Linked DNA regions of Homo sapiens: region 1 is linked to region 2. Evidence: chromatin loops called from intact Hi-C (ENCODE). Cell type or tissue: prostate gland. All regions are shown on one strand. Links, peaks and the distances in the headings refer to the core of each region. The heading gives the core; the rest is flanking DNA. Region 1 has its middle 130 kb from the start of TBX3. Region 2 has its middle 230 kb from the start of TBX3.

Region 1 (16,035 bases), core at 2,908-10,907, 97 kb before region 2:
CTGCACTCTTTTAGTCTTGTGTGCCACTGGTATAAGACGGAGACTTAGACAAGGCGTTGCTATCCCTGGATTTTCTGAGTGCTGTCTTAGGATTCCTTTATGAAACTGGAGAGAAGGAGCGAGGAATTAGGTGGAGCTCCATTTCCTAAGGACGGGGGGGGGGGGGAGTTAAGAAATTAGCCTTGCCAAGGACTTCATGACTAAAACACCAAAAGCAATGGTAACGAAAGCCAAAATTGACAAATGGGATCTAATTAAACTAAAGAGCTTCTGCATAGCAAAAGAAACTACCATCAGAGTGAACAGGCAACCTACAGAATGGGAGAAAATTTTTACAATCTACCCATCTGACAAAGGGCTAATATCCAGAATCTACAAAGAACTTAAACAAATTTACAAAAAAAAAAAATCAAACAACCCCATCAAAAAGTGGGTGAAGGATATGAACAGACACTTCTCAAAAGAAGATATTTGTGCAGCCAACAGACACATGAAAAAATGCTCATCATCACTGGCCATCAGAGAAATGCAAATCAAAACCACAATGAGATACCATCTCACACCAGTTAGAATGGCGATCATTAGGCCAGGCGCAGTGGCTCACACCTGTAATCCCAGCACTTTGGGAGGCAGAGGCGGGCGGATCACCTGAGGTCAGGAGTTCGAGACCAGCCTGACTAACATGATGAAACCCTGTCTCCACTAAAAATACAAAAAAAAAATTACCTGGTTATAATGGTGGGCGCCTGTAATCCAAGCTACTTGGGAGGCTGAGGCAGGACAATCGCTTGAACCCCAGAGGCAGAGGTTGAGGTTGCAGTGAGCTGAGATCACGCCATTGCACTCCAACCTGGGCAACAGAGCGACACACTGTCTCAAAAAAAAAAAAAAAAAAGAATGGCGATCATTAAAAAGTCAGGAAACAACAGGAGCTGGAGAGGATGTGGAGGAAATAGGAACACTTTTACACTGTTAGTGGGACTGTAAACTAGTTCAACCATTGTGGAAGACAGTATGGCGATTCCTCAAGGATCTAGAACTAGAAATATCATTTGACCCAGCCATCCCATTACTGGGTATATACCCAAAGGATTATGAATCATGCTGCTATAAAGACACATGCACACCTATGTTTATTGCGGCACTATTCACAATAGCAAAGACTTGGAACCAACCCAAGTGTCCATCAATGATAGACTGGATTAAGAAAATGTGGCACATATACACCATGGAATATTATGCAGCCATAAAAAATGATGAGTTCATGTCCTTTGTAGGGACATGGATGAAGCTGAAAACCATCATTCTGAGCAAACTATCACAAGGACAGAAAACCAAACACCACACGTTCTCACTCATAGGTGGGAATTGAACAATGAAAACACTTGGACACAGGGTGGAAAACATCACACACCGGGGCCTGTTGTGGGGTGGGGGAAGAGGGGAGGGATAGCATTAGGAGATATACCTGATGTAAATGACGAGTTAATGGGTGCAGCACACCAACATGGCACATGTATACATATGTAACAAACCTGCATGTTGTGCACAAGTACACTAGAACTTAAAGTATATATATAAAAAAAAAGAAATTAGCCTTGTCGGTCGGGCGCAGTGGCTCAAGCCTGTAATCCCAGCACTTTGAGAGGCCGAGGTAGGCAGATCACGAGGCCAGGAGATTGAGACCATCCTGGCTAACATGGTGAAACCCTGTCTCTACTAAAAATAAAAAAAAATTAGCTGGGTGTGGTCGCGGGCACCTGTAGTCCCAGCTACTCAGGAGGCTGAGGTAGGGGAATGGCGTGAACCTGGGAGGCGGAGCTTGCAGTGAGCTGAGATCACGCCACTGCACTCCAGCCTGGGAGACAGATCGAGACTCTGTCTCAAAAAAAAGAAAGAAAAAAAGAAATTAGTCTTGCCTGGGTGTAGCAGGAGGCTGAAAAAATTTAAAAAAATTAGCCAGATTGGTGGTATGCATCTGTAGTCCCAGCTACTTGGGAGGCTGAGATGGGAGGATCTCTTGAGTCTAGGCGTTTGAGGTTATAGTGAGCTGTGATCATGTCACTGCACTCTAGCCTGCTCAACAGAGTGAGAGCCTGTCTCAAAAAAGAAAAGGAAGGAAGGGACCGGGTGCAGTGGCTCACGCCTGTAATCCCAACATTTTGGGAGGCAGAGGTGGGAAGATCACGAGGTCAAGGGCTCAAGATCAGCCTGGCCAACATGGTGAAACCTCGTCTCTACTAAGAATACAAAAATTAGCTGAGCATAGTGGTGGGCACCTGTAATCCCAGCTACTTGGGAGGCTGAGGCAGGAGAATTGTTTGAACTCGGGAGGTGGGGGTTGAAGTGAGTTGAGATCACACCACTGCATTCCAGCCTGGGCTACAGAGCAAGACTCTGTGTCAGAAAAAGAAAAAAAAAGAAAAGAAAAGAAAAGGGAGGGAAGGAAGGAGGGAAAGAGGGAAAGAAAGAGAAAGAAAGAGAAAGAAAGAAAGAAAGAAAAAAGGAAGAGAACAAAAGAAAGAGAAAATTGGTTTCAATGCGTGTGCTGACTTGTGGCTATAACCTCAGATACTTGGGAGGCTGAGGTGGGAGGATGGCCTGAAGGCAAAAGTTGGAGGCTGCAGTGAGCTGGGACCACACCACTGCACTCCAATCTGGGCGACAGGGTAAAAGCGTATCTCAAAAAAAAAGAAGAAAAAAAAAAAAAAAAAGCAAGTTAGTCTCTGTGTGCCAGGACAGGACAGCTCAACCATTAAAAGTGTGGTGTTCCTGAGTATCTGAGACAGGCTACACAGAAGATCAACATTGGAAATCTCCAAGAGATCAACTTGAGTGCAACTCCCTCATTTCACAAAAAGAGGCTCAAAGAAGGATGGAATCTGCTCAAACACACACAGCTCGTTTGTTTGGATTCGCCTGGGCTCATGCTCTCAGAGCTCGTAAGAAAATTACTCAGGCCTTCAAACGCACCCGTCGAGGAAGGGAAGAAACTAGATCAGGCAGAAACTAGAAAGGATGTTTTTCGGACCCCCAAAGGCAGGCTGAGCCTATGACTCAGGAGGCATTTCGGGAACAGAGAGCTGGAAAAAAGAAGGGAGGGTCCCTGAAGGCCGGGGTGATGGAAGATAAGAAATTCGGATTTCAATCTCCCTACTTCCTCTGCTTCCTCAGACCCAGGCTGTATATAAACTGTATGCAAATGTGTTTACTTTACATTTTATTTCAATCGGAGTCACTCAGCTGTCGGGAGCTATGTCAACATGTCAGTCTGGTTGAGCAAACAAGCATTTTGAGTGGAAATATTTCAGATAAACAGACACAATGTTATGACATATCAAAACTCCCCAAACATGGAAAGAGGGTGGGGATGGTGGAGGAGAAGGGGGTGAAAAGCCGCAGAAAGGAGATCTATTTACCCTGGCACATGCGCTGTGTGGTCAGCTGAAAACAAAACAGGTTTTTTATTACTCGTGTGGTGTAGGGGGGAAGTTTCCCTTCTCTGTGGCGTTAATGCATCTTGTCAGCTGAAGAGAAGGCCTGCTTGGCGGGTTACCATGAACATTTCTCTTTGGTGTTCCTGCTGATTCTGCAGGAGGGAATCAGGCAAGAAAAGAAAAGAAAAACCCACCCGGATTAACTTAATTAGCGATGGGGAGGCCAGTTGCTTGGCGAAGTCCAACAACTTGTTTGAGGGTTGCCCTTGTTTTCGCTCCTTACTCGGGCTCTTTACAAACTGCCTTAAGGGGAGACACAAAGCAATGCCCTTGTTTGCGATCAGGGGTGGGGACGGGGGGTGTGCATGGCGGGGGGTGGGGTCGGGGCTGGGGGGGACCATGCGGACATTAGGCTACTCTCCTGCATGATGTATGTTTGTAAATTTCATCTTGGGAGTAGGTAATAAGGTTGCTTGGGTTCAATAACCAGAGGTATAAAAATGTATTTGGAGGAAAGTCTGTCTTCCTTCCTTCCTTCCTTTTTTTCTTTCCTTTCTTTCTCTCTTTCTTTCTTTCTTTTTCTTTCTTTCTTTCTTTTTTTCTTCCTTCCTTCCTTCCTTCCTTCCTTCCTTCCTTCCTTCCTTCCTTTTCTTTCTTTCTTCCTTTCCCTCCCTCCCTCCCTTCTTTCTTTTTTCTTTCTTTCCTTCCTTCCTTCCTTCTTTTTCTTTCTTTCTTTTTTTTTTCAGGTCATGCTCAGTTGCCCCCAGGCTGGAGTGCAGTGATGCAATTACAGCTCCCTGCAGCCTCGAACTCCCAGGCTCAAGCCATCCTCCCACCTCATCCTCCTGAGTAGCTGGGACTGTAGCTTACCACCACCCCCAGCTCATTTTAAAATTTTTGGAAGAGATGAGGTCTCGCTATGTTGCCCACAGGCTGGTCTCGAGCTCCTGGCCTCAAGTGATCCTCCTGCCTCGGCCTCCCAAAGCTTTAGGATTATAGGCATGAGCCACTGAGCCTGGTCTAAAGGAATGTTTTCTTCTCTTTCTTCATCTACTCATGTTTTCATCCCTCATCCCCAAACGTACATATACCCAGATTATATTTTGTTGGGTGACATTTCTTTTTAGTCCCCAAGCCATAGTCTGATGGGCTATGTCTAAAAGAAAATTCACCTTTTCTTTAAAATAATACACTGCTTATCCACACCTACAAGGTGCCGCCTTCTGTGGACATCCATTTTGATCATTCTCAAAGTTTGGAATTATTCACCTCCTGTTGGAGGCAGGAGCCTGAGGCCCAGAGGTGCAGGGGCACACCCATAGCCATACAGCTGGCCAGAGACAGAGCCAGAACTCAAACTCAGATCTGTCCAGCTCCAACGTCTACATTCTTCCAGCTCCACCAAATTCTTGGTTGAGCTTGCCGGGGAGAAACTGTGTAGCAAGGTAACTTTTGGAGGATTTGAGAGCCTCCAGCCAGCCCAGCTAGGCCAAACTTGTCCACTCCTGAAATGAAGTTGCCCAGAAAAAGAACTGCCTGCCTGTCCAAATGCTGGACTCAGCAGCTGCCTAGGGGATGCGCTCAAAAGATGTTGGCAAGTCCCCCACCGTCCAAAAATGTCTCCCCCTGCCACCTGTCACATGGCCTCAAATTCCACCCTCAGAAAGGTATGCCCCTGGGCTTCAATTTAAATACTTTTTTTGGGCACGGTTTCAGTGTAGACACTTTCCCTTGGAGAGGTTATACCTACGTCTTTCCCTCAAAGTCCCTTCTCAGCAGGGCGGCTAGCCCAGGGCTTGGGCTTGGAGGATGAGGTCACCATGTAGATATCTGGGGAGGTAAGGGGGGAACCAGGGGAAGGGAGCTAAAAAGGGGGCTGGGCAGACCAGGGATGGAGCCCAAGGGTCCTGACCAACAGTTGTATGGAGCATGGGGCTGCTGGGAGACAAAGCTTCATATGTTTCCCCGAGTGAGGGTCCCCGCAAGGCCCCACCTGTCTCCTTGCCAATCCCGGCTGGTGTGTTTTAGGTTGGAACCCTAAATAGCCATGCTAGGGGGCAGGGGAAGCCCAAGGCTTGTCATGGGCTCGTAGAATGTCACAGCTGCCACCCAGCAAGTCCTGTACTTCAGTCAGCCACGTTCCTTCTTAGCTCTGTTTTTCCATGATTACACCACCTGTAGGATTACTCTCTTCATATTTTCCTCTAAACCAACTCACTTAAAAAATTAAATAAACATCTATTTTAAGGCCTGCACACATGAGTCTTTCCCACCAATAAGGGATACAGACATAGTCAAGCTCTCTAGCTTTTGTGTGGCAAATGCAAGAATTATTTTTTAGAGGAAAGCAAGCATTCACGACATTTTCATTTTTTATGATTATTATTTTTTTGAGACAGAGTCTTGCTCTGTTGCCCAGGTTGGAGTGCTGTGGCGCTATCTCAGCTCACTGCATCCTCCACCTCCTGGGTTCAAGTGATCCTTGTGCCTCAGCCTTTCAAGTAGCTGGGATTACAGGTGTGCACCACCATGCCTGGCTAATTTTTGGATTTTTTTAGTAGACACTGGTTTTCCCCATGTTGCCCAGGCTGGTTTTGAACTTCTGGCCTAAGTGATCCACCCACCTTGGCCTCCCAAAGTGTTGGGATTATAGGTGTGAGCCACCACTCCCAGCCCATGAAAAATTTTTTTAAAAAGAAAACATTTAGATACACACACTTCAGTCTCTATTGCTGAAAGTTTGATTTGCTAATTGTATTTTTCTTCTCCTTCTCCTTCTTCTTCTTCTTTTCTTGGGACAGACTCTCACTCTTGTCATCCAGGCTGGAGTGCAGTAGCATGATCTCGGCTCACTGCAACCTCCACCTCCTGGGTTCAAGTGATTCTCTTGCTTCAGCCTTCCAAGTAGCTGGGATTACAGGTGCTCACCACCAAGCCCGGCTAATTTTTTTTGTATTTTTAGTTGAGATGGGATTTCACCATGTTGGCCAGTCTGGTCTTGAACTCCTGACCTCAGGTGATCTGCCTGCCTTGGCCTCCCAAAGTGCTGGGATTATAGGCGTGAGCCACTGTGCCCCGCCAATTGTATTTACTTTCTAGTACATGGTAAAATGAACTATTAGAGTAAAAATTAGTGGCCATCCAGATGCTCTCATAAATCATATGAAAGGTATTATGTCTTGCTCAAGTCACCAATTTTATGTAGAAGGAAACAGGTTCAAGAGAGAAAACTTGGGCAGGGGACACAGCTGGCTGGGAGCAGGATGAGGCCCAAGAGGCATCATGGAGACAGAAAGACCCGTGGATGGGGAGTCAGGAGACCCTGACAATAGCTCCAAATCTAAAAGCAGAAGCCACTTCTGTTTCCTATCTGGGTCTTGATTTCCCCAACTATGAAACAGGAAAATGATGTTACTATGGGGGCTCTAAAACTAGGAGGAATTAGAGATGGATTTGAAATCCTGGAAATTTTTTTTCTTTTATTGAGTCGAGATTCACTTAACATAAAATTAACCATTTTACTTTTTCTTTTCCCTTTTTTTTTTTTTTTGAGATAGATTCTCACTCTTTTGCCCAGGTGGGCATGTAGTGGTGTGATCTTGGCTGACTGCAGCCTCCGCTTCCCAGGTTCAAGCGATTCTCCTGCGTCAGCCTCCAGAGTAACTGGGATTACAGGTGTGCACCACTACACTCGGCTAATTTTTGTATTTTTAGTAGAGACGGAGTTTTGTCATGTTGGTCAGGTTGGTCTTGAACTGCTGACCTCAAGTGATCCGCCCGCCTTGGCCTCCCAAAGCGTTGGGATTACAGGCATGAGCCACCACACCCGGCCAGATTCTTTGATTCTTGACTTCCAGCTCAGCAGCTCCACACTAAGAAGGCCTTGTCCTCCTTCCTTTGTTGTTTAGTTTGCTTTAAGCAGCCTCCTCTAAGCCGGGAAGTGAACTGGGCAAGGAGGATCCAACTATCAGGGCTTCTAAACTCCGTGGCGGTGGACAGAGGTGGGAGACCTGGGCTCATGGGAGGCTCTCTAGAGAAGGCGACATTAACTAGCTTTTGAAGGTTGTCTGAGTGGGCCAAGAGGTGGGAAAGGTGATTCTGAATGAGGAGATGGCGCTTCCCAGTCGTGTTGGCTTGGCAGGGACAGAGCTGGCTGGAGCTGCCTTTCCTCCCCCACGCTGCTCTGAGATCCTGGAAGCACAAGTGCTTGGAAATGCTGTGTCTCCCTGACCCACCCACTCATCAGTGGAGCAGATGCGGGCCATTACTCTGATTGCTGCTGAAAGCGGTGGCTGGGGCCCAGGGCACGTCTGAGGATCACTGAGGGCCCTGGGAAAGTGGGGGCCCTACAGAGGGTCAGCCCCCACACACCCCAGAGGCAGGTGTTCTGCAAGCTTCCCATAGAGGCCTGCCAAGATTGTCCTCCTGCTATGCGGCACGCACGCAGGCGTGCCATTTCAGCTCTGGGCCTCTCTCCTGGAGCAGCTGGCAGGGGCATCTGTGGGTGGTGAACAGGACGGGGGGCCGGAGACCCTGGCTGACCTGTAGCCCTTGGGCCTGGAACTTCTCCCGCTTGTGTGCCTGGGTTGCAGATTTTCCGGGCACCTTCTTGGTAGAAGGCAGGCGGGATCTGGTTTCACGGCGAATTCAAAAGGGGCAAAGCAACGCGGCGCCTCCTGAATTCCTGGCCCTGCGAACGTCATGTCGTTAACGTGTTATTTATGGCACCCTCCTGACTCTGCTGTCATGTTAGGCCTCTGGGTGGGGCATTGTGCCCTCGCCAATCAATCAGCCAACCAACCCAATAGGCCCACTAACCAGCGTTAACCAGCTAGCATTTGTTCACTTATATGCCGCCAATTATTGTTTTAGAAGCTGCAAAGAATGGGTTCTTCCATATCTTTTTGCATAACCTGCATGTATGTTGCTTTATTTGTGCAATTAATGTGGTATATTGGTTTGTTACTGTGGATCCTCTCTTTAAAAAAAATTGTGATTAAAAAAACACATGACATAAAATTTTTCATCTTAACCATTTCTAAATGTACAATTCAGTAGCGTTGTTTATTCACATTTTTTTTTTGCAACAAATCTCTAGAATTTTTTAATCTTTCAAGACGGAAACTCTGTGCCAATTATTATTACTATTTTCTTTTTTTTTAATTTTAGAGACAGAGTCTCACTATGTCGCCCAGGCTAGAGTGCAGTGGCATGATCACTGTTCACTACAGCATTCGCCTCCTGGGGGCCCAGGAGATCCTCCCACCTCAGCCTCCCCAATAGCTGGGACTAGAGGTGCACACCACCACACCTGGCTATTTTTTTTTTTTTTTTTTTTTTTTTTTTTTAGAGATGAGTTCTTGCCATGTTGCCCAGACTGGTCTTAAATCGATCCTCCTGCTTTGGCCTCCCAAAGTGCTGGGATTGCGGGAGTGAGCCACTGCACTCAGGAACTCTGTACGCATTAGATACCAACTCCCTGGTCTTTCCTCCCCCAAACTCCTGGTAACCACTGTTCTAGTCTCTGTTTCTATGAATTTACCTACTTTAGCTGCCATGTAGAGTAGAATCACACAGTGTTTGGTTTTTGGTTTGTTTTGTTTGTTTTTTATTTTGTTACCTTAGTTTAACAACCCTGCAGAAAAAGTATTTGTTGGCCAGGTGTGGTGGCTCACGCCTGTAATCCCAGCACTTTGGGAGGCTGAGGCAGGCAGATCACCTGAGGTCGGGAGTTTGAGACCAGCCTGGCCAACATGGTGAAAACTCGTCTCTACTAAAAATACAAAAATTAGCTGGGTGTGGTGGCGCACGTCTGTAACCCCAGCTACTCAAGAAGCTGAGTCACGAGAATCCCTTGAACCCAGGAGGCAGAGGTTGCAGTCAGTTGAGATCGTGGCACTGCACTCCAGCCTGGGAGACAGAGTGAGACTCAGTCTCAAAAAAAAAAAAAAAAAGAAAGAAAGAAAGCAACAGGAGATACCACTTCCCACCCATTAGGAGAGCTGCTGTTAAAAAAGTAAATGAGGCCGGGTGCAGTGGCTCACGTCTGTAATCCCAGCACTTTCGGAGGCCGAGGCGGTCAGATCACTTGAAGCCAGGAGTTTGAGTCCAGTCTGGCCAACATGGTGAAACCTTGTCTCTACTAAAAATACGAAAATTAGCCAGGCTTGGTGGTGCATACTTGTAATCCCAGCTACTCGGGAGGCTGAGGCACGAGTATCCCTTGAACCCAGTAAGTGGAGGTTGCAGTGAGCTGAGATGGCACCACTGCACTTTCACCTGGGTGACAGAGTGAGACTCTGTCTCAAAAAAAAAAAAAAAAAGAAAGAAAAAGTGTTTGTTTTTTTGTAACTGGCTTCTTTCTCTTAACATAATGTCCTCAAGGTCCATCCTTGTTGTGGCATGTGACAGGATTTTCTTATTCTTTAACGCCAAGTAATATTCCATTACATGGATCTATCATAATCTCTTTATCCATTATCCATCAATGGACACGTGGGTTGCTTCCACTGCTTGGCTGTTGGGAATGATGTTGCTAAGAAGGTGGGTGTACAAATAGTGCATTCTTTTTTCTAAAACAATTAAAAATTTAGCTATACAATTAAGACCTGACTTAAAAACTCTCCTTAAAAAATATTAAACCTACGTAAAGAAGACTAAAATCTCTGTAGCCACCTCCTTCAGTCTCTCCATCCCTAATGATAAATTGATTGACTGCTATCAGCTTATTAAAGTGGACTCTATCCATCCATACACACACATCCATGAACATATTTGTGTGTGTATAAGAATATATCTAGTATCTTTTTAGGAAAAAAACAAGTATGCAGTCAGTTCTGCTACAATAATTAAAATCAAAGCACTATGCAAAATCACACATTAAAAGTCATAGGGTGGCCGGGCCAGGTGGCTCACGCCTGTAATCTCAGCACTTTGGGAGGCAGAGGCGTGATTGGATCACAGGAATTCAAGACCAGCCTGGCCAACATGGTGAAACCCTGTCTCTACTAAAAATACAAAAAAATTAGCCAAGCATGGTGGCGCATGCCTGTAATCCCAGCTACTTGTGAGGCTGAGGCAGGAGAATTGCTTGAACCTGGGAGGTGGAGGTTGCAGTGAGCTGAGATCGTGCCACTGCACTGCAGCCTGGGCAACAGAGCGAGACTCCGTCTCAAAAAAAAAGTTATAGGGAAGGGAACAGCACTCAAAAACTTTGTCAGTGACACGTAAAAAAATAGGAACCTAATAAAAATAATAGCACAATTTTACACATGTTAAATGGTTAAAAATATACGTAAATGCTGCAATAAAAATGGTACATTGGAAAAGTCCTAAAGTTTGTTTGTGCAAGTAGGCGTCAGAAGGGTTTCAGCTTGTGAGTTCCTGGAAAGCGGTGGAGGGAAGTTGTCTGAAATCTTAAAGTTGTGACACCAGGTGTGGATGGGTGTGGCTCGTAGCACGCAGAGATTGCTGAGGCAGCTGGTGGGTGTTTGCAGTGTGTTTATTTTGTGTATTCCTATGTGGCTTGGTTCAGCTGGGTGTAGTTTTCTGCATTCATCCAGTGTTTCTTTTGAATAAAATCATGCATAGCAAACACAAAATTTGGTTATGCTCAAATTGTTCCTGAATATATCAATCACATTGGAGGAAATTTATATTTTCTTTTCTTTCTCTTTTTTTTTTTTTTTTTTTTTTTGAGATGGAGTCTCTCTCTGTCACCCAGGCTGGAGTGCAATGGTGTGATCTCGGCTCACTGCAACCTCTGCCTCCCAGGTTCAAGTGATTCTCCTGCCTAAGCCTCTCAAGTAGCTGGGATTACAGGTACCCGCTACCATACCCAGCTAATTTTGTATTTTTAGTGGAGACAGCATTTCACCATGTTAGCCAGGCTGGTCTCAAACTCCCAACCTCACGTGATCTGCCTACCTTGGCTTCCCAAAGTGCTGAGATTACAGGCATGAGCCACCGTGCCCAGCCAAAATTTATGTTTTCAAAACAAGCATTGTAGCAGAACTGACTACACACACACACACACAGAGAAAATAAATGGTACTTTTTTGGTGTATTAGTATTTTTACATAAATTGTAAAAATTCATACCGTGTACATACTTCTGTAACCTATTGTTACTCTTATTATTTGCTTAACAACATTCCTAAGAGACCTTTCCATGTTAGTAATAATAAATTCATCATGTTTCCTCTGCTGTATAGCATTCCATTGAGTGGAATGAATTCTATTGAATGAATGCACTGCATTTACTAGCTATTGCCGTATGCATGGCATGCAGGCATATATGTTATTTTCAGTGGTTCATTATCACAAACAATCCTGCATTTAAGCTTCTTTCTTTCTTTTTTTTTTCTTTTTTTTGAGACGAAGTCTTGCTCTGTCACCCAGGCTGGAGTGCAGTGGTGTGATCTTGGCTCACTGCAACCTCCGCCTCCCAGGTTCAAGTGATTCTCCTACCTCAGCCTCCCGAGTAGCTGGGACTACAGGCAAGTGCCACCAAGCCCAGCTAATTTTTTGCACTTTTAGTAGAGACGGGGTTTCACCGTGTTAGCCAGGATGGTCTCGATCTCCTGACCTCGTGATCCACCCGCCTGTGCCTCCCAAAATGCTGGGATTACAGACGTGAGCCACCGCACCGGGTCATGTCTCCCTGTGTACACCTGTAGAATTGTCTCTGGCTAGACCGATTCACTGGGTCACAAGGTAATGTATACTTTGTTTTTCCTTTAAGAATGATATCTTGCCTAGGCCAGGAATCATGTGGCTCATGCCCGTAATCCCAGCACTTTGTAGGGTTGAGGCAGAAAGATCACTTGCGGTCAGGAGTTTGAGAATGATATCTTTTTTTGGAGTCAGGAGAGGGCACTTGGATATGAACCGGGGACCTCTTGATAGAGAATGATATCTTAATTCATTAATTATATTGTGGCAAAATATACATAACAAAAGCTACCATTTTAATGCCATTAAAACATTTATTTGACTTTTTTTTTTAACATATATATTTTTAGAGACAAGGTCTTGCTCTGCTGTTGAGCCTGGAGTGCAGTGGTACAATCATAGCTCACTGCAGCCTTAAACTCCTGGACTCAAGAGATCTTCCTGCCTTAGTCTCCCCAGGAGGTGGGACTACAGGTGTGCACCACCATGCCTGGCTAGTTTTGTTATTTTTATTTTTTGTAGTGACAGGGTCTCGTTACTTTGCCCAGGCTGGTCTTGAACTCCTCACCTAAAGCTATCCTCCTGCCTCAGCCTCCCAAAGTGCTGGGATTACAGGTGTGAACCATGGCATCTGGCCTTGACTTTATTTTTTAGAGCAGTTTTAGATTCAGAGCAAAGCTCATTTTAACCTTTATTTTAATTTTATTTTATATCACTTTTTTTGAGACTGAGTCTCGCTCTGTTACCCAGGCTGGAATGCAATGGCACAATCTTGGCTTTCTGCAACCTCTGCCTCCCAGGTTCGAGTGATTCTCCTGCCTCAGCTTCGCAGGTAGCTGGGACTACAGGCACCCACCACCATGTCTGGCTACTTTTTGTATTCTTAGTAGATATGGGGTTTCAGCATGTTGGCCAGGCTGGTCTCGAACTCCTGAGCTCAGCCCGCCTCGGTGATCTGCCCGCCTCGCCTCCCAAAGTGCTGGGATTACAGGCATGAGCCTGGCCCCATTTTAACCGTTTTTGACTCCACTGTTCAGTGGCATTAAGTAGATCCACATTGACCATCACCACCATCCATCTCTAGGATTTTTTTTAATCATTCTAAACTGAAACTCCATATTCCTTAAACAGTAACTCCTCACAGTCTTGGGTTCAAATCTGGCCCCCCACCTCATGCTGTGTGACCTTGAACAGTTTCCTCATCTGTAAATTGAAGGGAAGAGTGCATACCTCCTGGGTATGGGCTGATAATGGCATGAAGTAACACTGGGCGTGAGCTGAACTTCTTGCTTGGCACACTGTAGGTTCTTAATAAAAAGTTGTCATTATCATGCGAAATTGACCATATGCCCCATGATGCTCTGTTTTCTGATTTGTCTGACACCTGGTTCCTGTGAATGGGGGTGTTACATGGAATGCACGTAGCGTGGCTTGCTGGGATCCCTAGCTGAGGAACGGTGGAGTGTCCAGAAACTTCCAAGAGGATGAGAACTTCACCCATGTTACTCTTACAGCTATTACTGTAGATGGAGTTTCTAGGTCCCTCCCTGCTCACCCCCTGCCCTACTCCAGGGCCCAGGCCAGGCCTTAGGGCTCTAGGGAGTGACCCATTTTCAGTCTCGGTTGGTGCCAGCCTGCCTACTCGGGCTGCCAGTTACAGTGTGCACGGTAGCAAATGGATTGAGGTCACGGAGCAGATGGCAGTAACTTTCAGTTGAGATCTGCCAGGCTGCCTTGGAACCAGTGACCCGGAGGTAAACACATGTGCATGACCTCCTCTCCCCCTTTGGTCCATAAGTCTGGAAACTCGCCCCTTTCCAACGCCTGTTCGGGCTTCACTACAGGGGGCTAGACTGTCCTTTTATACTTCTTGGGCTCCCATGAGCAGGAAAGAAACTTACATTCTCACAGGCAGCAGCTACATTTCAGCCTCCACCGCTCTTGGCTCCACCCTTTTTCAGTGAGCTCAAAGCACTTTTTTCTCTTCAGCTCATTAATGTGATGCTATCCTTGGGGGTTATCATTAATCCCGTTTTATAGATGGAGAAGTGGCGGTAGGGGGAAGCTGGGACAGGGACCCATAATGCCTGTGGGTCAGAAGGAATTTATGTGGCCATGTCTTAACACACAGGTGAGTGGATGGGAGCACAGGATGTATTAGCTGGATTAAATCAATTGAAAATGCTACTCTGAAAACATACCCCAAGAAACAGAAGTATTTTTTTCCACCTCGTAATATCATAGCCCTGTGGCTTTTTAACTTTGGTTCACAGAACTCTTGGAGAATCCAAAGGAAGCTAGGGATTCTCTGCACATAGATATATGTTTATGTATATGTCTTACTGTTGACTTTCTCTTCAGGGTCAAAAGCAGCACTAGGCATCATATAGGTGCTCAATAAATATTTGTTGACTGACTGACTGAATGAATGAATGAATGAATGAACGATTCATGAAAGCCCTGGCTAAGTACTTCTAGCCTGATGCAATTAAAAAGGGGAGGTTAAAAGAGAGAACAAAAAGCATTTTCTCATATTCTTAATCTTACGGAAGTTAATTGTTCCATTCTGCAAATGGGAAAACTGAAGTAGGGTTCTCAACATCTGGGAAATCCTACATAAAATCCCAAGTAGCATGACTCTTATTGTAGAATGCTCCTAATGGATTTGGAAGCCTTGGGACACATGATGAACAGGTTTGTAGTTGAGGACAATCACAGCTTGAAGAAAATTCCCAATGTTTCCTCAATTTCTGCCAAGACTCACCTTCTTCTCAGCCTTTGAACATTCTAAAATGCTGTCCCTCTGAAGACTGATGGAATCCTAGCATGCTGTGTTCTTGAGAAAGATCCACAGTGTTTCTATAGAATCTGGAAGAATCTGGAAGGTCCTTGGAGCAATGAAGACAAATTTATTAGAGAAAGCAGGAGGGAAGAAATGAAAATCTGAAGCCAAGATTTCTCAGTGGCGGTTTTTTTTTTTCTTTCTATACCTTAGCTGCTGCCCTAGAACCTTCCCTGGGGCCGGGTGTGGTGGCTCATACCTGTAATCTCAGCACTTTGGGAGGCTGAGGCAGGAGGATTGCTGGAGCCTGAGAGTTTGAGGCCAGCCTCAACAACATAGTGGGGCCAGTCTCTACAAAAAAATTAAAAACTAGCCAGGGGTGGTAGTGCCTGCCTGTAGTCGCAGCTACTCGGGAGGCTGAGGTGGGAGGATGGCTTGAGTCCAGGAGTTCAAGGATGCAGTGAGCTGTGATTGTGCTACTGCACTCCAGCCTGGGCAACAGAGTGAGACCCTGTCTCAAAAACAAAAACAAACAAACAAAAAACAAAAACAGGCCAGGCGCGGTGGCTCACGCCTGTAATCCCAGCACTTTGGGAGGCTGAGGTGGGTGGATCACTTGAGGTCAGGAGTTCGAGACCAGCCTGTCCAACATGCCGAAACCCCATCTCTATGAAAAATACAAAAATTAGCCAGGCATGGTGGGGGGCGCCTGTAATCTCAGCTACACAGGAGGCTGAGGCGGGAGAATCACTTGAACCCAGGAGGCAGAGGCTACAGTGCGCTGAGATCATGCCACTGCACTTCAGCCTGGGTGACAGAGCGAGACTCTGTCTCCGAACAAACACATGCACGCGCACGCGCGCACACACACACACACACACACACACACACAAAGAATCTTCCCTGGTCGGGGACAGTGTGTTAGGAAAGGCCTGGAACAAGCAGAGCATGGTAGGAGGGGCTCTGGATTTGACATCAGAAAGTCTGGGATTGAATTGTGGCTCTGTCACACTCCAGCTGTCACCTCATCCTTCTGGCCTTCAGTTTCCTGACCTGTAAATTGGGGCAACAGCATTGGTATCCAATAGGTTGTTGCTACAACAACCTATTAGATACCATTTGTGGGATGGTCTTGGCACACAGG
Region 2 (16,035 bases), core at 2,715-10,714:
GAAACAAAGCAAATTACCAAATCAATTGACTTCATATGCCCTTCAGCCTTAGTTGATGGTTTAACTCACACACCTGAAGGACCTGATTATTTTAATCAGACTTGCTATTTTTTCTGGTTTAAGTAAATTATTTTATTTTCATGCTCTCATGAAAGTCCAGTTCAGTGTGGGCATCAGTCTAGCTACTTCATTAGTCAACTCAAAGCTTTATTGGTAACATGACCGTCTGCTGGTTAAAGGTGTGCAAAACCCTTCACTGAATCAAGTTCTTGTGGGGGATTTTCCCAGGAACTGGGGAGATCAGCTTAATAAAGAAGCTGTAACGTGTGAAAAGGCTCCACACACAATGGGTCCAGATCTTAGCTCTGTGAAGTTACTTGGCCTGCTTAAGTCTTAGTTTCTTCAGCTGTGAAACAGAAATAAAAATCCTCATTTCACAGACTCTATAAAAGGTAATACATTTGTCAGCTGCAAAGTCCTGTCGTGATGGAAAAAAAACATTATTTGAAGAATCACTAGATGGTGGGTGATGTGTTTTGGCTGCGTTCCCCACCGAAAATCTCATCTTGAATTGTCATTCCCATAATCTCCACATATCAGGGGAGAGACCAAGTGAAGGTATTTAAATCATGGGGGTGGTTTCCCCTATACTGTTCTTGTGATAGTGAGTGAGTTCTCACGAGATCTGATGGTTTCATAAGTACTTGGTAGTCCCTACTGCATTCATTCTCCTTCCTGCTATCTTGTGAATAAGGCACCTTGTTTCCCCTTTGCCTTCCACCATGATTGTGAGTTTCCTGAGGCCTCCCCAGCGATGCTAAACTGTGAGTCAATTGAACCTCTTTCCTTTATAAATTACCCAGTCTTGGGCAGTTCTTTATAGCAGTGTGAAAATGAACTAATACCGTGGGTTTGTTTTGGTCATGGTTGTAATCGTCAGCACTTTGCACAGTGCCTGGCACATAGCAGGATGTCAGTTAATGTTGTTATATGAGTGAATTAATGAATGCATCAATGGAGATGGTTGGATGCATGAATAAATGGATGGAAGGAAGTAATGATGGCCAGATGGATGAATAAATGGAAGGATGGATGGATAGGTGGATGAATAAATGAATGATTAATAAATGAATGATTAAGAGTGGTAATCAGGGCCCCTCCTACAAATGGGTCTTTTCTCTCCTGTTCCTTGTGATCAGAGGAAGGCAGTTATCTTAAATTTGGTTTCTGCCTTACAACTGTTTTGTGGCATTGAGCCAGCCAACTAACCTCTAAGTTTTCTTGCTCATAAAAGGACGATAATGACACCTTCTTTGGGAGCTGATGGTGTAGTGGATGTTGAGAAAATTAACTGGGTGGTGGTAAATGACTCTGAGATCCCTAGATGAAAGGGGCCACAGAGATGAGCTGTTATTATGCTTGTTACTTCCCTCTCACCGCTTCTGCCTCCCTCAAGGTGGCTCTTCTCAGCCTCCTGGGGCTTGATGGTGCCCTAGAAGCAAGTTTTACTTAGAGACGAAACCTATCTTTCATTGGACTGACTCTTCCCTGGGGTCATTTGGCAGAAGGCTTCCAGGTGAGAGAGATATAATCCTAGGAACTTGGCTGCCCTGCCTCATTTCCTTCCAGAAGGATTCATTTTCCCAAATGCCAACCAGGCCCTGCACTGCATAACAGCCTGAAAACAGACTCCCTTTTCCTCCCTCCTGGTATGATAAAATAAGAGATTCCTCTAGGTCCTCTATTTTGGGAGTCTCACCTGTTGGCAAGACCTGGGCTTAGAACTGGAGACCAGGTGCCTACCATCTGGTGTCCAAAGAGACCTGGGATTCATTTACATCCACTCCAGATTATAGCCATCTTCCTTTCCCTTTTCCCACATGTGGCACCACAGGTTGAAGGCATAGAATACACATGTCTTTCAGTTTGTGTGTCTCTGATAGAGATAAAAAGGTCAACAGACGCTGGAGCTGGAAAGATGGTTTGGATCCACAGCTGTGTGCCCTTGGACAAATTACTTAACTTTCCTGAAGTTTACTTTTTACATCTGTAAAAAAAAGGGATATAATGCCAACCACATGGGCTCATTGGGAGAATTCAATGAGATGGTGCTTGTTAACGTGCTCAGGAGTTAGGCTTCTTTCTTCTTCTCCTCTTCCCTTTCTCTTTTAAGAATGTTCTTGGGATTTCTTGTACTCATAATGAATCTTGCCTTGTTTTTTTGTGCTTCCTATCCCAGTAAACATGAAGTTTCTGGATCCAGAGACATGGATGAAAGTCTTACTTCATTATTGACCCTACAGCCCATCACTGTCCAAGGACAGATTTTTCTCATGCTAGCTCAATTCTGTGCCTTCTTCCATCTTTTTCGCCAGACAATGGCAACAGCTTCCTTGCTTGTCTCATTTTATCTCCGTCAGCCTATCCTCCTGTGGAAGGCACAGAGTTTGACTTACAGTATAAATCTGATTAACTATTCCCCCACTTGAAGCCTCCCAATGCCTTCCCAAAGGAAGCAGAGGCCTCTGATGCCACATATGGCATCCCCTCTGTGCCCTTTGTAGTTGGAATTGAATGCAATTGCCAGGATACCCTTTCTCCTCTCTTCTCTTTTCTTCTTATCCTTCTCCTCCTCTCATTTCTCCCTTTCTTTGTTATCCTCTTCCTTCTCTCTCCTTCTCCTTCCCTCTCCCATCTTCTTCTCTTTCTCCTTCTTCTTTCTCTGCCTCTTCCTCTTTGACCATTCTGTTTTTTCTCCTCAAACTCTTCCTCTGCCGGTCTATCTCTCTCTTTACTCCATGCTTATCTCTCTCTTGGATGCCTCTTCCCTGAATTGACATGGGAGAGAATCCCATAGTGTGGCCACCGCCTCTTTGTATGGGGCAAAAGGGCATTGGAAGAAGAAACTTCATAATACACCCTTCCCTGTTGACATGACTGTGCATTGGGGAATCCAGTGAGGTTACTGAAGTCTGTTTGACCACGTAGTTTTGAATGGAGAGTGATGTGGGCCTTCCCTGTACTTTCCTCTGTCCGTTGCTATTCTTTTTTTTTTTTCCATGAATGTAGCAACTCAAAGCTGTTTTATTCCTTGAGAAAGTTTAATAACTAATTTTCCTCTATCACTGTAGCACCTTATTCCCTGAGAATGAAAAATAATCACATTGTTTTGTTTGTTTATTTGTTTGTTTGTTTTTGGAGACGGAGTCTCATTCTGTCAGGCTGGAGTGCAGTGACGCGATCTCGGCTCACTACATCCTCCGCCTCCCAGGTTCAAGCTATTCTCCTGCCTCAGCCTCCCAAGTAGCTGGGATTACAGGTGCCTGCCACCATGCCCTGCTAATTTTTGTATTTTTAGTAGAGACAGGGTTTTGCCATGTTGGCCAGGCTCGTCTTGAACTCTTGACCTCAGGTGATCCGCCTGCCTCAGCCTCCCAAAGTGCAGGTATTACAGGCATGAGCCACCGTGCCCAGCCAATTACATTGTTTCTTAATTGTAAATTTCTTAAGGGCAGAGACCATATTTCATACATATTTCCATCTTCAACAAGACGTGCACAGTGCCTGGTACAAAGTCAAAGTGCCATCAATATTTGTTAAATTGAATGGAGTGGAGAAATAATGTCCTCTTGATTGGAGTCTTTTAGACTTAATCCCCTTTGGTGCCCACACCTCTCTAAATAGGTCAGATTATTCTATAATAATAAGAACGCTTGAGACCTCCTTTGCCCAGGGCAGAAAAATTTCAGCCAGATCCATTTCAGCAGGTGATTTTCCTGCTGAGGATGTCTAAAGATGGACTCTTCACAGATGTTCTGTTGTCTTTTCAAGCATTTTATCCTTGAACCTAAGTATGTTCTTTTAAATATCCATGCAGACTCCCCACCTTTGCTTCACTTTGAACCTACTATTTCTTATCTGAATGCGAAGAGTGACTCCCAAGAAACTTTGCCTTAAAATGATTCCCAGGATTGAAGATAGAAGCTGAGATTTCCTCTCTCCTCTTTCTTTTTATTTCTTTAGATTGGCAGCTTCTGATTTTGGCTCTGCTACTAATCACCTTGAGTGAGTCAGTTTCCTTCTTGGTGTCAATTTCCTCAAGTGTTAGTGAAAGGCTGGACAAAACATGACCCACTGCCTGTTTTTGTAAATAAAGTTTTATGGGAACACAGTCATGCCCATTTGTTTAGATATCCTCTTGAGTTGTGTTTGTCCTACAACAGTAAAGTAGTTATGACAGAGACTATATGGTTTAAAAAGTCTAAAACATTTACTATCTAGTCTATTACAAAAAGGGTTTGCCAACCCCTGAAATAGATGGAAACTTAAGACTCCTTTAATCTGAACATCTATGCCATGGTTTAGCTAGTTCTACTGAACGCCTCATTCCTTATAGATAGGCATCTCCTCATGCAGGGGACACATGCCACTGGGGTTCCTGGACATGATGTTGGGGATCCACTGCCTGAAATCAAGCAGCATTGAAGTCCATTCTGAGCAGTTATTGTTTTTTCATTTCTCATCCAATCCTTCCCATTTTATCTAAGAGAGAGGCTCAAGTTGATACCAGAATGTGAAAGCATGATTCTCTCTGGCTCATTTCTTCAGGCACATTATCATATTCAGCTGGAATTTAATCACACTTATTTTACCCCCACTGTATGGGCTCATAACCCCTTTTGTGAAATTTCAAAGTCCTAAAGGCTCTGAAAATGGAATTTTTTTCATAAACCATTTAATATTTATACTTAACACAGACAGCAGATTACATATAGCCTTTTAAAAAATTTGTCTTAAATGGGATGACATCAAACTAAAAAGCTTTTGCACAGCAAAGGAAACAATTAACAGAGTGAAGAGACAACTTACAGAATGGGAGAAAGCATTTGCAAACTATATATCTGACAAGGGATTAACATCCAGAATATATAAGGAACTTAAGGAACTTAAACAACTCAACAGCAAAAACAACAACAACAACAAAACAAAAGCAAAAAAAATCCCTGAAGTCCTCACGAGTAACCCAATTAAAAAATGAGAACACTTGGACATAGGAAGGGGAACATCACACACGGGGGCCTGTAGTGGGGTGGGGGTAGAGGGGAGGGATAGCCTTAGGAGATATACCTAATGTAAATGCTGAGTTAATTGGTGCAGCACACCAACATGGCACATGTATACATATATAACAAACCTGCACGTTGTGCACATGTACCCTAGAACTTAAAGTATAATTTTAAAAAAATGAGCAAAAGAGTTTAAAGACATTTCTCAAAAGAAGACATGCAAATGACCAACAGGTATATGAAGAAATGCTCAACATCTCTAATCATTAGGGAATTGCAAATCAAAACCACAGTGAGATATCACCTCACTCTAGTCAGAATGGCTATTATCAAAAAGACAAAATAAAAGTTGGCAAGGATGTAGAGAAAAGGGAACACTTACATGCTGTTGGTGAGACTGTAAATTAGTATAGCCGTTATGGAAAACAGCATAGAGGTTCCTCAAAAAACTAAAAATAGAACTACCATATGATCTAGCAATCCTACTACTGGATATACAAAGGAAATGGCATTCACGTGTCAAAGAGATATCTGTACTCTTATGCTTAATGCAGCATTATTTACAATAGCCAAGATATGGAATCAATCTAAACATCCAACAATGGATGAATAAATTAAAAATGGCATATATACATAATGGAATATTATTCAGCCATAAAAAATGAAATCTGGTCATTTGTGTCAACATGGAACATCACATTATTAAGTGAAATAAGCCAGACACAGAAAGACAAATACCATATGATCTCACATATATGTGCAATCTAAAAAATTTATGTCATAGAAGTAGAGAGTAGAACAGTGGATACCAGAGACTAGGAAGGGGCAGCAGGAATAGGGGAAGATGGGAGATATTGGTCAATGGGTACAAAATTGCAATAAGAGAGGAGAAACAAGTCCTGTCACTCTGTTGCACAGTGGGGTGACTATGGTTAGGAGTCAGGCATTGTATATTGTGAACTAGCCAGAAGAGAAGTTTTTGAGTATTCTCGCCACAAAGGAATGATAAATGCATGAGGTGATTTGATAATTATGCAACCTATAGGTATGTTAAAACATCAAATTGTAATGTATAAATATGTACAATTACAATGTAAAAAAATTTTAAAAACGTCTTTCATTTTCCTATAAAGATGATCTTCATCATGAATAAAAAAACGATCTTAATGTGAATGTGTATAGGTGATGCTGCAAAACTATGAATGTATCTAATAAGGGGTGCAGTCCTGGGGGTATATGACCATGTTGCCTTTCTAAAGTCTATGAAGTTCTGAATTCTGAAACCCATCTGGCCCTGGGGGTTCTGGATTAGAGATGTGGACCCACATCTCTTTTTATGGTTACTTCCTATTTATGGCAAACATTTAAATGTATATAGAGTAAGTCCATTTAAACCCCCCAAAATACATATATAATAATAAGAGGGTGCTCAGAGTTGGCTCACATTGTAGAGTGGTATAGAAATGACTGACGTTTGGGAAAGCTTGTCCTGAAGGATATTTTCCATCCTTTTAATGACCCCTCAACATTTTTTTTTCTTGTTTCTCACACTATTTTGTCATCACCAAGCCACCCCCTTACTACCTTCAAACCTGGAGCATCTTTGTATGTAATGGTGAATTAATGAACAATCCTGTCTCACCCATACAATGATAGGTGACTTCAAGAGCTGATTCGACATTCCTGACAATTTTAGAGACAACCTTTGAGGTCACTGAGGACTTGCATAGGAAGGGTTTTCCCTGGGGAACCTGGATGGGGGCCAGAGTCAGGGATCTCAGAGTTCTGGGTCCCAGGAACACTATCCATGGCTTCTAGGCCAGACTCATCAGAGTGCTGTGTTCTGAAAGGAGCTGGTTCAATCCTTTCAAAGGGCAATATCCCCAGCCCTAAGTAGTTCTTAAAACACCAAACAACATTAGCTCCCACAAATGAGGGAGGCTTAAACCTAAATCTGATTACAGCCGAGAGTGGCAAGGCGGCCAAGGTGCTATAAAGAAATTACGTTATTATGTCCAAGGGATGCCATTAAAACTCTGTTTACAAACCAAATGTGCCAGAGAGTGGGTCAGGGAAAGAATTATTAGCAACAAAGCTATTTGATCTCTTTTATGATCCAGTGAGTCATATCGCTCCATGATCTAGAAGGTGAATAATGAAAACCTCAAGCCTGTTGATTTATAAACAGGCCCAGAATTCTGTGTTCTTTAACCTCAGATGCCCTCTTAAGTGTGACTTACCCTAAATCAAATGGGACATCAGATACCACTGGGCTTCTCCCTCCTCCTGAGAGGTAATTGAAGAGGTGATTGGCGTACAGGGTGCATAAAATCCCTGTTCAAGATGATGGATAGCTTCGGGGGATGGGTCACCAGCCAGGACTTAGAGACACGGCTTTGTTTCTACATGCCTTGTATCTGCAGGGCTTGAGGCTCCGAAGCTGCTTTTGTTCAAGCTCCCGGATTCTCAGCTAACCAAGGAAAGGGAGGCTCGGGGGTCGATGTTAACACTTTGTCCTAATAGCCACGATTTTGCTCCCCTTTTCTCCCTCTGAGGAGGTTGTAAGGAGCAGGATCAATCTAGGTTTACATCGGAACTCCACCACTATGGAAAGCAACCTCAGGACAGTTGCTTCAGGCCTCTGAACCTCAGTTTCCACATCTGCAAAATGACACAGTCATGGTTGGAGCCCTTACTCTGTGCCCAGCACTAGGCTAAGGTGCTTTATATGTGGCACATGCCAGATTATTATTATTTTTTATTTTTAAAAATTTATTTATAAGACGAGGTCTTGCTACGTTGCCCAGGCAGGTCACGAACCCCTGTGTTCAAACAATCCTCTTGCCTAGGCCTCCCAAGGTGTTGGGATTACAAGTATGAGCCACCGAGCCTGGCTCCCAGATTATTTAAATCCTCACAATGATCAGACTAATCATTTATCTCCATCCTGCCATCTAACAGACACTCCTCTAAGAATTTTCTATCTATTTGTTTATTTCATCCTAACGGTAACTCTGTGAGGCAGTGCTGAGATCAGGGTCCTCCAGGAGCCGACCCTGAGACAGGATTTGAGTCTAAGTGGAGAATTTGAGAGGAGATCTCAAGAAGCATGTGCAAGGAAGTGGAGAGGTAAGATGGGAAAGGAAAGAAGTTCATCAAGTCTCAGCCCTCACCCCATGTCACCAGCATCCCTACTGTGGGCAACTCGGATGTGGTCCCTGTGGGAATCTGTAGGAAGGATGCACCCCAGGGCTGTCTCACCAAATGGCAAGGAAGTTGGGGTGATCAGGCCCCAACTCCAGTCAATCACAGTGCAGGGCTCCTCCAGGAGTCAATTTCTAGCAGGTCCCACATGCAGGCCAAATAAATCCCTCAGGCAAAGAATCGTAGGTACTCACGGTTACAGTCAGAAGCCATTGAATCGGCCTGCATGGGCATGGTGTAGGGAGAGTATGGGCCTAGCCCCATAACATCCACTACAGATCCACACTGAGGGGGACAAAACTGAGCCACGGAGATTTGAAGTGTCTTCCCTCAAATTTCCCAGCTGGCAAGTAGGAGGAGAGGGCCAGGTTCCATATCTACTGGTCATCTCACTTCAGGGTCCATAATGGAAGCTTGTGGGTGATGCTTCATAACCCTCCACAGAAGGTATTAATATTCTATTTTACACATGAAGAATCTGAAGTTCAGGGGTGCAAATTGACTTTGTCCTGTAGCAAATGAACAACTGAGCCAGGGCTGAAACTTCTGTGGATTTCAAAGTCAGGGACAGCCTCAGGACGCTGTAATCCGCTTGCCTGCAGAGAAATCCCCTAGTTTCTCCTGAATCAGACAAGTTCTCCAGTGTCTCAAACCAGATGTTCTGGCTACAAGGACAGGCAGAAGGTTGATGCTGTCTCACTTCCTGAAGGCCAACATCATGGCTGAAGGCGAGGAAAGGTCATCTGTAAGTGCTTGGCTTGTGTGTCCATCCTGCAGTGAGGCTATCTCCAAGGGGGCTGACTCATGGCTCTAGTGCCATCCAACAGTTTCCAGTTCCTAGATGCTGCCTGACTCAGCTCTTTATTTGTTCCATCTTTTGTTGTTACCGGGTCCCATCCTCTATGTTATTTGGGCATGCCAAAAATTATGCACCTTTGAATCAGAGTTGGCATAAAAGGCTGTAATTATGTGTACTAAAATGAATTCTTTGAGGCCTTCAAGCAGAAACCCTTCCTCCTTCTTCTTCCCCTCGTACTCCTCTTCAAGGAGTGATACAAAGACTTAGAAAGTCCCACTGGGCTCACAAGCACCCTGGCAGGGAGGGCAGAGAGCGGCGTTAAGAAACCACATGGTGCCATTAGATGCTCTTGACGTGCTGTGGTTTTCTGGTTCACTCTGCTAGACGGTGCCCAGGGCTGTTCCCGGAGCCGTCTGTCATTGTACTTACAACTCACATCACACCCCGAGTCAGCCTGTTACCCCGCAGAGCCAACAGCCTGGCTGTTTTCATGCAAAGCCAGCAAAAACAGACTGCCTGGCGGAGCTGGAAAACACAGACTCCGCAGCCTCCTTCTTTCTTGCAGCAAAAATAAATGATAACAGCATTGAGGATGACCGGAGCCTGATGATGACAAGAAACAAACAAACAAAAAAGGTATCTTCTAAGCCCTAGACTGGGGGATTGGGCCTAGTTTGGGCACACATTTGCTTGGTAACCTTGGGCAACTACTTTCCTCTAACAGGGTCTCATCTCTTTGCTCATCCGTACAATGGAAATGCTGAGCTGGAAATGAACCTAAAGTTTCGTTTCAACATTTGAGTATTGTATTAGTTTCCTGGGCTGCTGACACAAAATACCACACAAACTAGGTGGCTTAAAACAACCGAAATTTATTATCTCAGAATTCTGGGGGCTGAAGTCTGGAATGAAGGTGTCAGGAGGGCCATGCTTCCTTCAATACTCTGAATAAGCTCCTTTCTTGCTTTTTTCAGCTTCTGTGGGCGCTGTCAATCCTTGAAGTTCCTTGGCTTGCAGCTGCATTTGTCCATCTCACATGATGCTCTCCCCTGCGTCTGTGTCCTCATATGTGTGCCTAAATTTGCGTCTGGGTCTAAATTTCTCTCCTTTGATAAAGACACCAGTCATATTGCAGGAGTGCCTACCATACCATAGTACGAGCTCATCTTAACTTGATTACTCAATCTGCAATGGCCTTTTTTTTTTTTTTTTTTCCAAATAAGGTCACATTTACAGGTACTAGGGGTTTAAGACTTCAACATACCTTTTTAGAGTTGACACAATTCAACCCATAACAGGCATTACTGAGTGCTTTTCTAGTGACCAGGTTTACGAGGTTTTATTTTGCGATTTGAGATAGGAGATATTGATGGCTTCCCCTCAATGGAGGAGAAATTGGGGATACAAGGGCAAGAACCATGTTAACTGCAGCCAGGGCTGACATTAAGTTGGGATGCATTGGTACAGCTTTATGGGTAGTTAAAACATAAGAAGACTTACCACTGTCCCACTATTCCACACTCTAAGAGAAGCATATAATTAGTCTCCCAGCCCCCAATCCCATGTATTCCTTTATGTGATTACATAAGTAATGCCTGTCATCCCCATTAGATCAGGAGCTCTGTATTGTTCAGATGCCTACATTTGGTTGTGGTTCAGAGTAGTTGCTTGTTGTAGGCATCCTCTAAGATGGCTCTCAATGACCTTGCCTTCTGGTGTCCAGGCCCTTGTATAAATCCTACCCCCCAACCCCCAATGCCACTGAAGAAGTCTGGCCTGTATAACCAATAAGACATTGCAAAAATAATGTTGTGCAACTTCTGAGGCTGGATCACAAAAGACATTGCAATGCCCACCTTGCTCTCTCTTGGGTCACTTGCTCAGGGGAAACCAGCTGCCATGTGGTGAGGATTCTCTAGCAGCCCCATGGAGAAGTCCATGAAGTGAACAACTGAGGTCTCCAGCCAACAGCCATGGGAGTGAGCTGTCTTGGCAGTAGATCCTCCAGCCCCAGTCAAACTTTCAGATGAGACCATAGACCTAGGTGACGTTTGTAACTGCAGCCTTATGAGCAGCCCTGAAACACAACCACCCAGCTAAGCCACTCCTGAATTGGTGACCCACAAAAATGAGTTTATAAATGCTTGGTTTTGTTTTAAGCCACTAAGTTTTGAGGTAACTTGTCATGGGGCCACAGATCATGAATACTATGCTCAGTGTAAATTTCTTGAATGAATAAGGAAACTGATGCATAAATCAATGAATGAATAAAAGAACTGTTTTTCAGGCTAATTATAGTTAGCTAGAAATTAGCTCCATCCACCATGGACTAAGTGGGTGACTTCAGGCAAATATAATCTTGCTGCCCTGGGTCTCAGTTTCTTCATCTGTAAAATGGGATGATAACAGCAGTAGCCACCTCAGAGAGCTGCTGTAAAGATTCAGGAAGAAAAGACAGGCAAAGACACTTAGCATAGTGCTTGGCAGGGATCATACTGGATTATTTAACACTCAGCACAACCCATGCATAAGCAGTCAGAATGGTCACCACCTGGCTTGATATCAGCCCTGGGGTGGGGCACATGATAAACTCTCCAGAATTGGTAGCTGTCATCATAATCATTGCCACCAGGCTAAAGGCTAATAACCTTAGTGCCTGCAGCAAGGAGCTCTCAACTTAGTGTGGGAAAGAGACAAGCAAGCAAACATTTACACTAGTGTGATGAAGGGCATAGGAATGTGCAAAATGATGATCCATTCTGCTACGGGAGGAAAATGCCCATATAATCACAGAGGGCAGAGGTCCAGAGGTCTCTGGCCTGAGCCTCAATTCCAGCTCTCAGACGCTTTTGAGAGTTAACGTTTGTTTCCACTGTTTCACCCAGTTTGGGAACAAATAAATTAGTTCTGAGCGGAACTAAAACCTAGCTCCACCACTCGTCTCCTATTGTGACCTTGGGCAAGTCACTTAGCCTCTCTGAATCTGCTTCCCCATTTATAAAAGGGGAACCATTAAAGTTGTTAACTCCTAGCAAGCACTTAAGACAGTACGTGGTGCTATTTTTGACACTGGTAAGTGCTTTATAAATGTCATGTGGGTTACTATTGTTACCACTTTTTTATTATTTAAGGTGCTGAATTAGACCCCTTCTTCCTGAAAGACACTAAAAGACACTCTGTTCTCATGGAAAAGATGGCTCCATGAGAGATGAATCTTAGTTTTCCTTCCCACACATACCATACACAGGGCCCTCTTGAACTTCAAAGAGAAGCCCCGCCAGGAAGCTCAACTCGCTGTAAGTGTAGCAGGAGAAATATGGGAGCCGGCTTCCAGGGCCGCTGAGCAGCTGTTTGATATCACACCAGGGTGGCCAAGACTTTGGGGACGGGCCTGTTTACTCCTCACAGATAACATCTCAAGTGGACTGTGGGGAAGGATGGGAAGGACGCTCAGGGTCAGCCTTCACCTTTGTAGTTGTTTAAATATCGATTATAACTCATCTGAGACTGACTTATGCTAGGGTGAGGAGCGAGTGATGTGTTTGAAGATATCCCATAGATTTGCTTGAAGACTTCATTTAGAGGATCTTAAATCTCTTAACAAAAATGGGTGGATCTCAGCCATCGTTTTTCTGGTTAAGAAAGTGCTCAGCAGCACTTTTGTTAATAAGCTTCATGGTTGAAAACTCTAAGATACCAGAGGCCTTCTCCATCTTAATTAAATATGGCAATGCATACTAATAAGAAATTGAGCTATCTAACTAATTGAAATGAAATGCGAATTGGATTTTAGAAAACAAGAAGTGCACAGACAAAGATGTTTTGGAAGCAGTTTTTAAAAAAATGCAATGGCTTTCCTACTGTAGGATTTCCTAGGGTCTCTTGTATGTCCATGTGCGTTTTGATTTTGTCTCCCTGAGAAGGACCTAGGAAGGCACAAGTTTTGCAAAAGTTTTTGGATCACAGAATCTTTAATTTGTGGAGCATAGTGTGAGATTAATATTCTTAGGAACACACTTTGGTCCAGGCTACTATGCGAATAAAATAGGTAAAGTACTTAGACCAGTACACACCACCCATAGCAAGTGCTTGGGGAATGGTACACATTATTATTGTTACCGTGGAGGGGGGTTGAACTTCAAAGTTGCCTCCAACTCTAAAAATCAATGATTCTCATTATAATGTCATCACAGAAAAGTAATTGAGCTTGTTGGCTTGGATGAAATGGAAAAAAATAATTGAAATTATGCACTCAAAATAGTTTCTTTAGTAATTTAAATGTAGTTCTTAACAAATAGCAAAGTTGATCTTCATTTGTCTTTTCTTTGTGGGGGAGGGGGGTTGTTTTTTCATAAGATCTTAGCAAACAATGAAATCCTCAGAGGCAAATCAAGTAATGTCCCAGGAAATCCCAGGACGCACATTTCAGCATGTGTAGGAAATGTGTTGTCTTCACAAGGGGCATACTCCAGCAGACCCTGAGTTGTACCAGTGTCCTACCCTGGACGTGAATGTGCTGTGAGCAGATGGAAACCACCTCACTGCTTTGGATACTGGGCTTTTAAAGTATGAAACATAAACAGGAGATTAATGCATCAGCTTGCCACTCAAAGTGTGGTCCACAGATCGGCAGCAGTGACATCACCTGGGGTTATTATTTTTCTTGGAGAGAGGTCCTTTCCCCTGTACTCGCAATTTCCAGGTTTTGTTTGGCAACTTGGTAAAGTGACCATTTGCTTAGCCAGATGTGCCTGAACATTTTGGAACTCTGAGTCAAGAGGGCGGTTCCTGCTTCAAGGAGAGAGCTGGTTCCAATTCTAATTTTCATTTCTAGATCTGGATATTTATGACAAAGACCTCATCAACCTGGAAGTGTAACTTTCCTGCTTTCAACTCTGAGTTCTCCATCACCTCCCCTGGCCCCTTGCACATACAGTCTATCTTCTTTTCCATATAATAAAACAGCAATGTAATCAGCCCCTGGAACATGTCTTGGCATTAGGAGTAAACTCAGGCAGCTCGGTTTATTAGCTGTTTCCATGGGAGAGAACTCTTGGGGCCAAATAGATATTTACAAATATTGTAAGCACTCAGCTGCTCCCCAGGAGTGACATTGCTGTCTGGAGATAAATAGCTTCTCAGAGAAGTTAGGCTTTCTTCTACACCCTCTACTCCTCCACCCTCCTCATCTGTCTTGCTTTCAGCCAGATCATCCTATAACCACAAGGTCCCCAGAAGAGATTTTTCACCACCTTTGGGCATTGAGGGCCCGAGGGCTTGAGGTTTACTACTCTGGGGGACCAGACCAGAAATGTGGTTTTGAAAGATGAATATTTTGATATATTTTGTGATTTAGCCAGCTGAGAGCCTTTGTGAGCAGAAATGAGCATCTCATAAGGGGTGTTTTTAGTCTCACAGTGCTTAGAGTGGTTGGAGGACCAGGTTCAGGGTGATTATATCAACTTCTCCAAGTATTCATTTATTCAACAAATAGACATTGACTCCCCAGCACATACAAGGCAGTGCATTCAACACTGAGGTTACCATCTTGTATCTGTTAGGGTCCAGCAAAAAAACTGGCATCATTAAAGGTCCTTCAAGCAGAGAGAATTTAATACAGGAAATTGAATCCATATGGGACAGAGGAACTGAGAAAGCAGAAAGTGAAGCAACCTAGAGTTTACCAATAGCAGGAAGTCACTACTGTCCCTAAAGAAAAGGGACAAAAAGAGGATCTTTTACTTTCAGAGGCTAAGTGCCAGGACCTTCAAGTGTAGCCAAGATTATCAAGCAGCTGAGGCTTCTGCCAGAGCCGGATGGGTGTGTGAAGTGATAACTACTCAACTGTGTCCTCTTCCCTCACTCTAGTCTTCCACCAGAGCCTCCTATTGGCTGAGAGTACAAGGAAGCAAGAAGGCAAAGGAGTTTGGAAAATGTAGCTCCTTAAGATTTGGAAGAGAACAGAGCAGATAAAGAATCTGAGAGTGAGCAGGTGTATGGTTGGCACATGTGGCAAGAGGGACAGTTACAGTCTTGGAAAAAACTGGGTGTCAACTATTGCCTTGGCTCTACTATATCCTTGACACTCTCTCCTAAACCCAAACTGAATCTGAAGGGTGAGAGATGATGGTGTTCCTCCTTTTTTTTCCAACCCAAAATTTGAGAACTTGCCAAGAGAAAAAAAAAGCCACATTGCAAAAGGAAATCTACTTCATAGATGAGCCAAAGTTTGTATGAACAAGTCCCCATTTTAACTTTAGAGCCCCCAAATGAACTTAGCATTGGGGTGTTTTCCAGCCTTGAAAACACCTTTCCCTGCAACAACCATGATTAAAATTTATTGAATGCTTGGTATGTGCTGGCCATTATGCTAAATTCTTCCCATACATTATCTCTTTAAACTTTATATTGATCCCATGAGGTAGCAGTAGCTACTCTTCTTATAACCAATTTGTAGATTAGCAATCCAAGGTTTAGATAGGTTAAGTTTAACATATTGCCAGGGAGTGGTGGAGCTGGATTTGGAGACAGGCAATCTGACTTCAGAGCCCATATTTTTAGCCACTCCTCAATATTGCCTTCCAATGAAAGTGTATTTAATGTTGTGGCAGGAAAGAGGAAAATCTCCGTAGAATATAGTTCAGATAATATAGTTCAGAAGATAGTTCAGAGGACCCCCCCAGAGTCATAGATTAAACAGGGTAGACACTTATTTCTCTTGCACGTAAGAGACTGGGCTAATCTGGCAGCTCTGCATCTTGGAGTGTTCAGTGGCTGGGGTCTCTCTTTTTTTCTTTGTCATCCTTAGGGTATTTTTCATCATTGACACTTTTCTAGTTATTTCACCATCAAATTTGTAATATAAACAGTGGAAATAGTAAGATAAATGTGAGGGAAAATAGGCTCCTTCACTCTAAGAGCATGACACAGAAATCACACACATTTTTCTCAGTCTCATTAGCCAGA

The links. Peaks named below come from ENCODE experiments on the same cell type or tissue, not always from the same donor. Only the 100,000 strongest peaks of a DNase experiment are listed, where the experiment ranks them.
Region 1: a loop joins it to region 2, with 2.4 times the contacts of the local background. A loop is called at or near these places in 2 of 110 quality-filtered maps.

Annotation. Positions count from the first base shown.
Region 1 is chr12:114,810,099-114,826,133 of GRCh38, forward strand. No RefSeq gene overlaps it. Among named protein-coding and RNA genes, the nearest start is that of TBX3, 130 kb to the left of the region's middle. RefSeq lists enhancers at 5,372-5,872, 7,385-7,907. In prostate gland, for the core only: no CTCF peak of the experiment used is centred there; DNase peaks (open chromatin) are centred at 2,996 and 3,463; H3K4me3 peaks cover 613 bases; H3K27ac peaks cover 878 bases.
Region 2 is chr12:114,907,268-114,923,302 of GRCh38, forward strand. No RefSeq gene overlaps it. Among named protein-coding and RNA genes, the nearest start is that of TBX3, 230 kb to the left of the region's middle. In prostate gland, for the core only: no CTCF peak of the experiment used is centred there; DNase peaks (open chromatin) are centred at 7,184 and 7,274; H3K27ac peaks cover 1,567 bases.